Linked DNA regions of Homo sapiens: region 1 is linked to region 2. The links are chromatin loops, found by intact Hi-C in ENCODE. Cell type or tissue: ovary. All regions are shown on one strand.

Region 1 (2,500 bases), 270 kb after region 2:
GAACTTGTCATCTGGCAGCATCTTAATTTTTCTCTTCCAGTTTCCATTATCCCCACCACCGCCCCCATGCCATTACTGGTGACAGAGTTTCCCTTTAAAATCTTTGATTTTATATTTAATGCCTAACTGTCTGACACATAGTAAAATACTCAGTAACTATTTGGTTGAATAACCAATGAATAGAGGGAGGAAAAAAACCATTTTGTTTTACCAATCATTCTTTGCTTTTTTCACAATAGTTTGTGCCAGAAATGACCATTCTGTCTGGTTTATGTTTTCTGTCCCAGGGAAGCGTGGTTTTCTCTGTTCATTGATTGACTCAGTGTTAGTTGAGCTGTCACTGGGGCTCACTCTGGCCCACTTGCGGCTTATTGTGCCAGGTACTGGCATAAGTGCTGGGGAAGGAGAGGTGAATAAACAGGCACTTGTCCTGCCTTTGTGGAGTTTATAGTCTGGTTGGATGAGACAGATATTAAACAAAAAAAATCCTTACTGGAATGTAGGGGTCACAGTCTTTGTCTGTTGCATTCATTGCTGTATCTCTAGCACCCAGTACAGTACCTGACATGTAGTAGATACTTAATAAATATTTGTGGAATGAATGGATGAAGTGGAGTTACAGAGAAAAATAGAAAAGTACAAATTGTTGTCAGTGTTTTGAAGGAAAATTATGATCTTTCCCAAAGTTCTGACTTCATTCTAAGACAGGGTTAGTATCTCCATACATAATTTTACTTGCTTTTGAAAATCAAATGAGATAATCTATTTAGATTGATAATTTATTTAGACTGGCTATAAACTATTAAGTGCTAGCAAATATACATTTTAATCTCATTTTCCACCTCTTGTGATATAGCTATGTAGGTGTTGACTTTAATGGATGTCAGGGGTAGGTCCCTAATTGCTTCTTGCTTCTATCATAACAGTAAGTCTTGGATTCAAAAAAAAATTTCGTTCTGACCACTTAGCATAGTGCTTTGCTTATTTTAGGGACCCACTTAATATCTGTTGAGGGAATGAAAAATTGACATAGATGTCCCTGTAACGCCTTTGTGTGCCTACAGTCTTTTCAAAAATTCTGAGGTAGCACAAGAGTGCCACCTACTGTTAAGTTAATGGAGAGACTGTGTCTGTGCACTTAGTCATCAGTGATGTTGGTTGCAGATAATACTTAAGAAGTACTTTCACATATCTCATACAATTTGAGCCTCACAAAAATCCTGTGAGGTAGATTATCTTAATCCCATTTATTTCCTCCCCTTTTGAGGATGGTAATGCTCCTCTTCCCTCCCCATTATTGAAGTCTGGACTTCTAACAGCTTTGATATCTGGTTTGATTTTTGAGTGGTACTCAACTGTAAAACAGAGTCCTGTAATCCCTTTTTGCTCTAACGACTGGAGATGCATAATATTCACATAATTAATATAACTATAGTAGTATACTATAAATTAGTAACAATAATTTATAAAGATATGTTTGAGGGCTAGGCAATAAATGCTTTACTTATTTATTTTTCATGTAATCGTTTTAGCAATCTTATCAGAGGATAGTGTTATGCACACTCTGTCCACGGGAATTTGAGGTTCCAGAGGATTAAATAGTTTGTCCTAGGCCGTACAGCTAGTAATCGATGATACTGGCAGTTCTGACTTCACGGTTTATGCTCTTCATCTCTTTTCTATATTGACCTATACCCACTGCATTATAAACTCATATAGATCAATTCTGTAATAACGTTGAGCCAAAGAAGCTCTTCCAGCACTCTGACCAGATGATAGCCTAATGAATCTTTATTATAGTCTCTTTGAGTTGCAAAGTATCTTCGCAGAGTTGCTGGAGAAACAGGGCTAACTGCAGCATCACAAGAAGAAGTATCAGGTTGGTGCAGTAATTGCAGTTTTTGTCATTAAAAGCAATAGCATTAAAAGCAATGACAAAAACTGCAATTTGCAATTACTTTTGCACCAATCTAATAGATAACCTAAAATGATGGACATCTTCAGGGAAGGCATGCTGGGGGGGCATTTCATTAGGCAAACATGTATCTTGAGATCTATGGTTGTGCTGAGCAGAATGGTTTGCATATTATAAGTGCTCTCCAAATGTTTATTGCAGGACATTTCTATCTTAATTTTTGCTATGACTTTCTACAGATGTTTGGTTACAATAGCAGATAGTAGTATATTGTATTATTAGCCATAGAAAGGCTACATAAAGACTTACAGTCCTCATTGCCTGGATGTTATATATTTACATTTTTCAGATTTGTGTATGGGCTCTTGAAATTGATAAACATTCATATATAAATGTTATAGATTACATAGCAGCCGTGTGTGTGTGTGTGTGTGTGTGTGTGTGTGTGTGTGTGTGTGTGTTTTGTTTCAGAGACAGGGTCTCACTATGTTGCCCAGGCTGGCGTCAAACTCCTGGACTAAAGTGATCTGCCTAACAGCCTTCCAAATAGCTGCAGCTACAGGCTTCACACCGCACTCAGCTTTA
Region 2 (2,500 bases):
TACAGGCGCAAAATAGATTTTTGTATTTTTTTTTAGTTGACACAGCGTTTCACCATGTTGGCCAGGCTGGTCTCAAACTCCTGACCTCAGGTGATCAGCCCACCTTGGCCTCCCAAAGTGCTGGGATTACAGGCTTGAGCCACCACACCTGGCCTGGTATTATAATCTTATGGGATCACCATTGTATATGCAGTCTATCATTTACCAAAACATTGTCATGCAGTGCATGACTGCAGTATATGATTGCATTAATGCATAGATTACTAGGTTATAAAATGCTATAGGGACAAGATCCTAACTTTCAAATGTCTAAGCAAAGGATATGTATTTATCTCTCTGTGTATCTGGAAAGAGAGAGAGGGAAAGGAAATATGACAAAATGTAACATTCGTTGGATCTAGGTGGAGTGATATGGCTGTTCATTGTACCATTCTTACAACTTTTCTGTATTTTTAAATTTTTTCATAACATAAAGTTGAAAATAAAAACATATCAAATACACATCACTGGACACACACATACTTTTCCTGTGCATGCAGATTTTTCCAGATGTGGGAGCAAAGCCTGTGACTTGCTCAGCTGCAATTATGGCCAAAAGGCATTGGCAGTCTCTCCTTGTCCGCTTCTTAGAGTAAGCATCACCTCGCTCCTGTGGCCAGTGTCTTTAGAAATCTGCAGAGGCCTCGCTGTATACTAAAGAAGGTGGACAGCCCCTCTGCAAAGCATGGTCTGGGCCCAGCCTGTTGGGGAACAGAGGCCTAGCTGGCCTTCTGCCCCTCTTCCTGCAGAGGCAGCAGAGCCCATGGCCCCCTTAGGGCACCTTTGCCATCGAACATGCCCCCCACGTGTGTTTGGACGCTCCCTGGTGACAGTGCATGGGGCTGCTGCACTCGGCATCCCTATGTGTTCATGTGCATCCCTATGCACATGCCCCCCATGTGTGTTTGGACTCTCCCTGGTGAGGATGCCACAGGGCTGCTACCCCTGGCCTCCCTATGAAGGGCCAGGTGACCCTTGGCAAGAAGAGAAGCTGCAGGCGCCTTCAGGGCCACACCAGGGGTCTCTGAAAGATTCCATTCACTGGAGCTGCTATTCACAGACCCCTCACTTGCTCCTCAGCCTGGTGTTTATTTTTGAGATAGTAGTTTGAGGAGAATGGGGAAAAATGAATTGCAAAAAAAGGAATTGGAATTTTAATGAGAACCATCTGGAGTGTTTTCCAAGGGTGTAATGTTTGGTACAAGAAAGTAATTCCTTAGCTCAAACAAGGAGAAGAGAAATGAAGGAAACTTATATTGTGCTTACTCACCGCTCCCCAACTCAAAAAACGACGCTGAGCAGAACCACCTAAACGCATGAATCACACGCGAATGAGGGTGTAGTGGGGGCTTTGGAGCAGGAGAACCCGAGATTCTGGCTCTGACTTGCCGCAGCAAGGAGAAATGCTTTTCCTCTGCCAAAGAGACTTTGAGGGATGCGTTGTGGTGGGCCTGGGGCCAGTGCCTGGAATTTGGGTAACCATGGAAACAGACCTGCGGGTGACAACAAACACAAGATGGAATTTCAGCATTAGCAGCCAGGGCAGAGGAATGGGAAAGTTCGGGGAAAGTTCTTTTTTTTTTTTTTTTTTTTTAAACCCTGGGGAATAGGGGAATGAGGGAATGAGGGGAGGTACAAGGAAAGTCTCCATGCTCTGAAAAAGCGCTCCCGCCCAGCACCCCAGTGGAGTCACAGGAAGCCAGATTCTCCAGAAGTCTCTATTTTCACTCTACCTATTTTCTTCTTGTATTTATAGCCCATCGCATTCCACCAAGGATTCCATAGGGATCTAAAAGCACTTCCCAAAGGGTCTCAGTACACAATTAAATCCCTGTCCTTGGGCCAGCAGGTGACAGGATGCAACATAATCACATATTGTAAAGACAGCCACTCTTCTGGTGCATCTCAGTTCATCCTCACGACAGCCCTGCGGCCCAGGAGGGCAGGTCCCCCCAACCTTACCTCTGGGGAAAAGGAAACTCAGAGAGCCAAGATCACCCTGAAAGTGAGGGGCCGGCTGCCCCAGCTGAAGCCCAGCCTCCTTGCACCATGCCATTATACCTATAATCTTTATTCTGGGAACATTTGAATAATTATGGTAGCCAACATTTATGAAGAAGAGGTGCAAAACCCTACATCAACCAGTGTGCAAAGGCCAACTATCTGTGTGGCTGCAGAAGTAGGCATGTGTTTCTGCTTCAAGGACATTTGATTGAATGGGAAAGGATTTATGCGATGGGAGAAAGAAATTTTTACAGAGTTATTAGGCATAAAAATTAAAGAAAAGAAACCATGGACTCTAGAATTTTCTTCTCTGAGGTTTTTGAAAGTGGAATAGCTGGCATCCATTTAGATGCCAGAACAAATCAGAGCCTGAGATTGAAAGAAGCATAAAAACATCCACTACAGAATCCTTCCTTTGCAGATGGGGAAACCAAGACAGAATTGGGACTGGAGGCTG

What was found. A loop is a pair of places that touch in the nucleus more often than their neighbours do. Peaks named below come from ENCODE experiments on the same cell type or tissue, not always from the same donor. Only the 100,000 strongest peaks of a DNase experiment are listed, where the experiment ranks them.
Region 1: a loop joins it to region 2, with 4 times the contacts of the local background. A loop is called at or near these places in 28 of 110 quality-filtered maps.

The regions. Positions count from the first base shown.
Region 1 is chr3:134,196,459-134,198,958 of GRCh38, reverse strand. All of the region lies in intron 6 of RYK (receptor like tyrosine kinase), which reads left to right. Among named protein-coding and RNA genes, the nearest start is that of RYK, 53 kb to the left of the region's middle. In ovary, a CTCF peak has its summit at 1,081 (motif pointing left); no DNase peak of the experiment used is centred here.
Region 2 is chr3:134,463,283-134,465,782 of GRCh38, reverse strand. No RefSeq gene overlaps it. Among named protein-coding and RNA genes, the nearest start is that of ANAPC13, 21 kb to the left of the region's middle. RefSeq lists enhancers at 315-1,039, 2,491-2,500. In ovary, no CTCF peak of the experiment used is centred here; DNase peaks (open chromatin) are centred at 639 and 1,442; H3K27ac peaks cover 1,685 bases.